Linked DNA regions of Mus musculus: all the other regions are linked to region 1. The links are chromatin loops, found by intact Hi-C in ENCODE. Cell type or tissue: heart. All regions are shown on one strand. Region 1 holds the start of Il3ra (interleukin 3 receptor, alpha chain). Region 2 holds the start of Psmd6 (proteasome (prosome, macropain) 26S subunit, non-ATPase, 6). Region 3 has its middle 69 kb from the start of Slc4a7.

Region 1 (2,500 bases):
GGGGATGACCGCCGAGGCCCCGCCCCCTGACCCCGCCCACCCCCGCCCACCCCGCGGACCGGACCTGAGTGGCGCCCACGGCGCTGGCGGCGTCCGTTCCTGTCCTCGGGGGTCTGGGGGTCGGAACTGCTTACAGGGCAGAGGACTGCGACCCTGCCCGTGACCCCAGAGGCCCCGCCCCGCCCCGACCGCGCCCATGGTCCCGAGATTGAGCAACTTCCTGAGATAGTGGGGGCGGGGCGGGGCCTCGGGAGTCACGCGGGAGGGATGGACGGAGCTGAGGCGGGAGGATGACCGCGATTGCGGGTGATGGGCGGCCACGGCCACGCCGGCCGCGTCATCGCGTTCGTTTATTAAAAAAAAAAAATGAAACTGGAAGTCGTTCCCGTCAGTCACGGGCGAGCGGGCGTGACGTCCTGCCGCAGACAGGAAGTCGCTCTCCTGTCATCCGTTGCAACTGTACTCGCAGTCATCCCCCTGCCTCAGCTCTTTCGTTACTCACGGGAATCCCCCTGCCTCACTCACACCCGCAGTCACTGACAGCTGCCATCATACCCCTGCTTTGTAGCGGTTGTTCACTACCTGCCATCCTCCTGCCTCAGCTCTGCCTCATGCCTGAAGGCATCCCATTGAGACCCACGGAACTTAACTTGTGAGCGGACCCTGCCCTGTCTTCATCCCCCCCCCCCCCCACACACTCTGTGAGAGCAGAGCTCACAGCGGACGTCACAGCTGTGCTTAGGAGGCCGCCCCACCCGGCCCACGCGCACAGAGCTTTGCACACCGCCCCCTCCATAGTGACCGCAGGGTCAGGATAGGCCGGGGATGCCTCACAGGCCGCCTTATTTCCGTTTCCGTTTTTGTTAATGCGGGGGCGCGCGCGCAGCGGAGACGCAGGGGGCGGGGCAGAGGCGCAGAATTTGTCCTGTGCTGCAGTGAAGCTGCTGTTGCCGCCATCCTGGCCACCGCGTCACGTGACCTTTCCTGATCCGAGTCCCGGGGTTGGTGCCCCCTGCAGGACGACGCGTGCGTCCGCTGAAAGTAGCCCTTTGCTGATCCTCACAGCTCTGCCTTAAAAATGAACCTGGGGTGGAGTGAGGTGGGGTGGGGTGGGGTGGGGTTGGGGGGAGGGGGAGAGGGAGAGGCTGGATGGACGAACGGTCGGTGGCTCAGCAGGTAAGACAGACGCTAAGACAGACGGGTACCAGCACAGTGGGGTCTTCATCCCCATGACAGCCTGGCCCTGTGGGGACGACTATGCCTGTGACAGCCTGGTTGTGTGGGAGGACCAGGACAGACTTTGGAGCTTCAGGCCAGAAGATGCATTCCGTGTTAACAGCTCTGTGGGATGTTAGATAATGATGAGAACAGTGCAGACGATGGAGGCCTGGCTTGTGAAATTTCAGAGGGAAAGTTAAAGACTCTTTTCAGGACCATTGTTACTCTTTTCAGGACCATTATGAAGATTCTGTGGTTCTGGTTAGCTGCGGCTGAAGAATCAGCTGTGATTAACAAGATACCAGAACTACTAAAGCAAAAATTTTGCATTACTGGGACTATTGATGCTGGTTAGCTGGAGCTAAGAAATTAGCAGTGATTAAGAAGAGACCAGCATCGTTGAGGTGACATCTTCTGGGAAGTGTTTTCTGAAAGCACAGAGGTTGTGTTCCAGAAATAGCCAAGGTTGTACCTCGTGCTGAACCTGGACTTAGTAATGTGTAAGAGTCACTCAGGTGGTACTGGTTTTGAAGGAATGAAGTGGTCACGCAAAGCAGCTGAGCCTTGGCACCATGAGAGGCCATGGAAGGCCATTGGTGAGGTGCAGCCTCAGTTGCAAAAGACGCCCCAGGACTGAAGAGATCATGCAGTGTTTTGGAGATTCTAGGACCATGAGATGACCACCAAGACCAGCAGCAGTGGAGTACAGGCGGCTGGAGCCTAGAAGGGCAAGGCTGAAGAAGTGACCTAAGCCCTTGGAGGAGCCCAGAAGATCGTGAGTTGGATCCCAGACACTGGACAATTGGAGATTAAATTTTGCTTTTGATTGTGACTGTGCCCTGGTATTTTTTGCTCTTGAAGGAAGTACTTTGGATTTTAAAAGATATTGTGTCTCAGTCGGGGTTTCTGTTCTGCACAAACATCATGACCAAGAAACAAGTTGGGGAGGAAAGCGTTTATTCAGCTTACACTTCCACATTACTGTTCATCACCAAGGAAGTCAGGACTGGAACTCTAGCAGGTCAGGAAGCAGAAAATGATGCAGAGGTCATGGAGGGATGTTCCTTACTGGCTTGTTTCCCCTGGCTTGCTCAGCCTGCTCTCTTATAGAACCAAGACTACCAGCCCAGAGATGGTCCCACCCACAAGGGGCCTTTCCCCCTTGATCACTAATTGAGAAAATGCCTTACAGTTGTATCTCATGGAGGCATTTCCTCAACTGAAGCTCTGTTCTCTGTGATAACTCCTGCTGTGTCAAGTTGACACAAAACCAGCCAGTAAA
Region 2 (2,500 bases), 220 kb after region 1:
ATTCGTATTTCATGCATAGTATGAACCCAGTCTTGAAATATCTCTATACTGGGCTTGATTTAAAGCTCTAGTTCCTCTTGCCCTAAACCCATTCATGAATGTCTTAGGATGCTTCCTACAGAATCTTTCTTGAAAGGATTGATGATCAGTTTCCATACAAAGTTATAACATTCTGATAACATAAAATAGCACCAATTCTAGCACATCCTTGTGTTGTACTGTTCCAAAAGTCAGACATATGGTAACCATCACATAGAGTGTGATACCTGGATCCACACATCCTTCATGGGACATCATATTTCAGAACCCAGAAGAATTTTGGGCCAGCATAAAAGATCCACTGCAGTAGAAGTTGAGCTTGTGTTCAAAGGTAAACTTCTAGTAGGAATTCAACAACTGAGATGCAAATCCTGGCTTTAAGTCTCTGTGGTAAGATAAGTCTCTGTGTTGAGATTCTCTCGGGGTAGCAGATTACAGTCATCACAATTGCAGGGCCTAACAAAAGCAAAGGACAGAAAGTCCGTGCAGTGGGTTTACTAGTTACTTTTTCTTGCTGTGATAAAACGCCATGACCAAAGCAGCTCATGAGTCTAATTTGGTTTGCACTTTCTGAGAGTCCTTAGTAGTGGCAGGGGCATAGAAACAGGCTGGAACAAGAACCTGGGAGATCACATCTTCAACCACACAGAGAGAACATAGAAAGAATTGGAAATGGGGTGAGGTCAGAAATTCTCAAACCTACCCCAGTGAGCGACTGCCTAAAGCAGGGTTTACACCTTTTTATGGTTCCTTAAGGTGTCCAAACAGCACCACCAATGGGGACCATGTGGTCAAATATTGAAACTCAGTGGGACATTTCTCATTGTGTCACACAGTAGGATTTATAGACCATTACCCATTCTGAAGACTCCTCCAACATGTGCACACAAAAATAATGTAAATCACTGAATTAATAATTGGAAACACGGGGTACTCTTTTCTTAGAATAGGGAAGAATGTGGATTTTAAATGTAAGGAAGATAGGTTCTACACAGGCCTTGTCATGTAGCTGGTGTGTAACCTTAGCTGGCCACTTTTCAAATCTCGCTATGTTCCAGTTTGTTTGTCTACAATCTGGACCAAAAGAATCTCTCCCTAGTTCAAGAGTATTGAAACAAAGATGTCCCTGGAAAACTGTTTTTATTGTTTTTCTCATCTGTGTTATATTTTAAAACTGTTGGCGGATTTCCAGATCCTATCCGTTGCAAATATTATATAAAAAGGAAGAAAAAAAGATACTCAAGAAATGAAAGTTGGGCCCAACTCTGACCTAAAGAAAAAGGGGACAGCGCCAGGTGCTCCCGCCGATGTCCAGCAGGGGACGCTGCGGGCGGCGGAGCCAGAGACGCGACCGGAAGTCAGACTGGCGGCTCTGGGGAACCTGTGACGACTCCTCCTGCTTCCGCTGGTGGCCCAGGGCTGTGCTTGGTTCTGTCAGCCGGCTCCTGTGCTGTAGCCATGCCGCTAGAAAACCTAGAAGAAGAGGGACTGCCCAAGAACCCCGACCTGCGCATCGCGCAGCTGCGGTTTCTGCTTAGCCTGCCGGAGCACCGCGGGGACGCGGCGGTGCGCGAGGAGTTGATGGCGGCCGTCCGGGAAAACAGTGAGGCCAGCGAGCGCCGAGTCAGCGGCCTAGGCGGGGCGGTCGGGGTGCCTGGCGGGCGTCTCCGGTCGAGGCTTCATGGAGACCCCTAGGGAGGCCTCCTGGACCCGAGAGGGGCTTGCTTGCCTTAGTGGGTTCTTCCCCGCCGCGAGACGTCCAGGGAAGCCTCGGGTGCTTGTCGCGGCTGGACTCCCGGCAAAGGCGCCGCGGCTTTAGTGATGCCTGTCGGTGTTTAGCTGCCGGCCAAGGGACAGTCAGGGTTCTGTCCCTAGTAGTCGAGTCGAATCGGTGTCCTTTCCCTGACATGAGGACTCCTTTGGAACAGGAGCCGACCAGAGCAAACTGAGGATTCGATTCCCTTCCCCTTGGCCTTAGTCGCGATCAGACCTGCTAAGATCGGCTCTCAAGCAGGCTCCCAGCTTCAAACCTTAGCCGTGCTACCCAGGCCCATAGTTGGGAGGCGTCTGCTAGCTGACCTTCGGTGGGGTGGGAAAAGCGAGCAGAAGCTAACAGGATACCTCATAATGCGTGATTTGTGGCTTTTAGATATGGCTCCTTATTATGAAGCCTTGTGTAAATCCCTCGACTGGCAGATGGACGTGGATCTCCTGAGTAAAATGAAGAAAGCAAACGAAGAAGAGTTGAAACGTTTGGATGAGGAGCTGGAGGATGCAGAGAAGAATCTGGGAGAAAGTGAAATTCGAGATGCAATGATGGCAAAAGCAGAGTACCTCTGTCAGATAGGTGACAAGGTCAGTGAGATGCCCTGCCCGCTCTGGGTAGGTGACAGGGTCAGTGAGATGCCCTGCCCGCTCTGGGTAGGTGACAGGGTCAGTGAGATGCCCTGCCCGCTCTGCA
Region 3 (2,500 bases), 290 kb before region 1:
CCCCAGGAAGCACATTCCATCTATGATCTCTCCAGACATTACGGAATGATTGTACATTTGTTTTACTTTATGTGTATGTATGAATGTCTGTGTCAGTGTCTGTCACATGTGGGAATGTCAGAAGAATGAGCAACCCCTGGAGCTAGAATTATAGACACATATGAACTGTCTGGGTGGGTGATAAAGTCCTCTAGAAGAGCCACATGTACTCTTAACCCTGGGGCTATCTTCTCAACCCCATTTGAGTTTTTGAGGCCAAGTCTTATAAATCCTAGGGTGGCTTCAAACTCCCTTTGTAGAAAGATGGCTTCTGGTCCTCCTATGTCCAGGGTCTACAGATATGTGTCAACATGCCTGCTGGGGATTGACCTGAAGACTTCATACATGCTAGGCAAGCATTTAACCAACTAAGATACACACTCAGCCCTTACTTAAAAACATAAACTCCAGTTTGCAGCACTTTGTCATCTCATCTGTGAGGTATGAACTCATTTCTTTTTTTCTCTGAAACTGGCCTCTTCTGCACAGAAAGGACTACCACACTTTCAAATACTATGCTTTTGCAAGAGACCACAGGATTCATAATCAATGTCTATCCTGAAAAGCTCCATGGCAGCTGTGCAGGAGGTGTGATGTGAGTCTGGTACAACTTGGTAGGTAGCTCATAGCTAAAGAACCAAGCCAGCATGGGAGACACGCCCCAGAGGCTTGATTCTTAGCTATACCAAACATTGAACTTAGGAGCAGAATGAGCTGCTGTGATAACATCTGACACTATCTCATTGGTCCCCTTTCTGAGAAGGTGTACTCAATATTAAGTAAGATGCAAGCTGAATTATTCTGGAAAGAGCAGATAGATAAAGTTAGCCAGAGACAGGTTTGTTAGCCACAAAGACACAATTAGGTGTGTTGATTTGGAATAGGCCTTGAGTGTCTCTTACATATATGTGTGTACAAAGTAATTAGTTCAGGAGTTCATTTGTAATAACCTAAGATACTTATCTTGAAAAACAAGGCAGTGTGACTCAAGAAAGAGCTCAGCAGTTAAGAACACTTCTTGTTCTTGCAGAGGACCCAGGTTTGTTTCCCAGAATCCTCATGGTGGGGGTCAATTATCTGTAACTCCAGTTCCAGGGGGATATAGCGCCCCTTCTGGCCACAGGAAGCAGTTTCTCCACATTCTGTACTAGACATCTATTTGGGCAAAACACCCATACACGGAGAATATAAACAAACAAACAAACAAACAAACAAACAAACAGCAAACTCAAGAAAACAAGACATGGATTCTGTTTACTTTTAAATGTCAATGCCCCAGGAAGACAGCCCCAAGTTTATCTGTTTTCCTCTTTGTAGTGAGGTGATGAGGTGCTTTCTCCTATAAATGAGAGAGGGAGCAGGTAACACTCTTTTCTTCCTCAGTGGTCAGGCTGAGAAGCCCCAGGCTTGGTTTTCATGGTCCAGACATTTCAGCCAAGTATCTGTACAGGCACCTGTATTTATGCTGTATTATGTTTCTATGTATTTATGCTAGGAATGGCAGTCTCCTGCTGCATACAAAAGGCCCAGTTTCAAATTTCAATCTCCACATTCCACTGGGCTGAAATTCAAAGCTTTTGCGGGTCTCCCTGAAGGCTTCTGGCTCAGTTGGGCTTGGACTGTGGACTCGGCTGCCCTGCCAGCCCCCCAGCCACAGCCACCTATTTTTACTTTGGCCACTCTTTCCGCTTGCCTAGGTCACATCCTTAAAAGACTCAGCCGTTCTCAACTCTCTTCTTCCTCTTTCCCGCTGTAGTTTTCAAATCTTACACACTTACCAAAGAAAGAGCGAATCTCAAAGTAAAGGCGGACGTATAAAATCAAGCCACCAACGCCCAAGTCCCACTTCTAAACGCCACAGATATTTGTTTCTTTTTACTCATTGCACCCCCCACCCCCTCCCGACTGAGAGGAGCAACGGCAGGAAGGGTGGTGACTCAAAGCCAGAGCCCCAAAAAACAAACACCCACGAATGACTCAGAAGCCGGAGCCGGGGAGATTCCAAGGTTTTCCTTACTATAAAATTCATGTGTAGACAGCACCACTGGACCTGTGGGCTCCTTAGAGCCTCGCCACCCCGCCCCTGAGAGGGAGTTTACTGGGTCAGAGAAGGGTGGATAGGACTCGAATTTCTTTTGCCAAATGTCGAGAAAATCCAACATATCCTGTATGAGTCAAAGTGCTTCGCATCTGCTTTAGAGTCTTAGTCACTGCTCTCGCCCCCTTGACTTAATTGTGATTTTAATTAGATGAATGCCTTAGAAGAGGAGGTGGAGGCCTTTCATCTAAAGCGGGGTTTTTTTTTTTTTTCCAGGCTGTGTGGTCTTTTGTTGGCTACTTGGATCTTATAATGATAAAAGGATTACTTTTATTTTAGCACTCCCCCCACCTCCCTCCCCACCCCTGCTTCGCGAAAGTTTAAAGGACCTGAACTTCGAATTTACATTTTTTTATGCCAAAG

What was found. A loop is a pair of places that touch in the nucleus more often than their neighbours do. Peaks named below come from ENCODE experiments on the same cell type or tissue, not always from the same donor. Only the 100,000 strongest peaks of a DNase experiment are listed, where the experiment ranks them.
Region 2: a loop joins it to region 1, with 3 times the contacts of the local background. A loop is called at or near these places in 12 of 42 quality-filtered maps.
Region 3: it touches region 1 in a loop (4-fold over the local background); 6 of 42 quality-filtered maps call a loop at or near these places.

What each region holds. Positions count from the first base shown.
Region 1 is chr14:14,344,077-14,346,576 of GRCm38, reverse strand. It overlaps Il3ra (interleukin 3 receptor, alpha chain), which reads right to left and starts at 82. Exons shown (of 12, transcript NM_008369.1): 1 at 65-82. In heart, a CTCF peak has its summit at 997 (motif pointing left); DNase peaks (open chromatin) are centred at 386 and 906; H3K4me3 peaks cover 1,375 bases; H3K27ac peaks cover 1,357 bases.
Region 2 is chr14:14,119,881-14,122,380 of GRCm38, reverse strand. Psmd6 (proteasome (prosome, macropain) 26S subunit, non-ATPase, 6) reads left to right here and starts at 1,436. Exons shown (of 8, transcript NM_025550.3): 1 at 1,436-1,642; 2 at 2,189-2,394. The coding sequence starts at 1,498. In heart, no CTCF peak of the experiment used is centred here; a DNase peak (open chromatin) is centred at 1,430; H3K4me3 peaks cover 1,249 bases; H3K27ac peaks cover 1,069 bases.
Region 3 is chr14:14,632,854-14,635,353 of GRCm38, reverse strand. No RefSeq gene overlaps it. Among named protein-coding and RNA genes, the nearest start is that of Slc4a7, 69 kb to the left of the region's middle. In heart, CTCF peaks have their summits at 1,143 and 1,935; a DNase peak (open chromatin) is centred at 2,023; H3K4me3 peaks cover 1,051 bases; H3K27ac peaks cover 788 bases.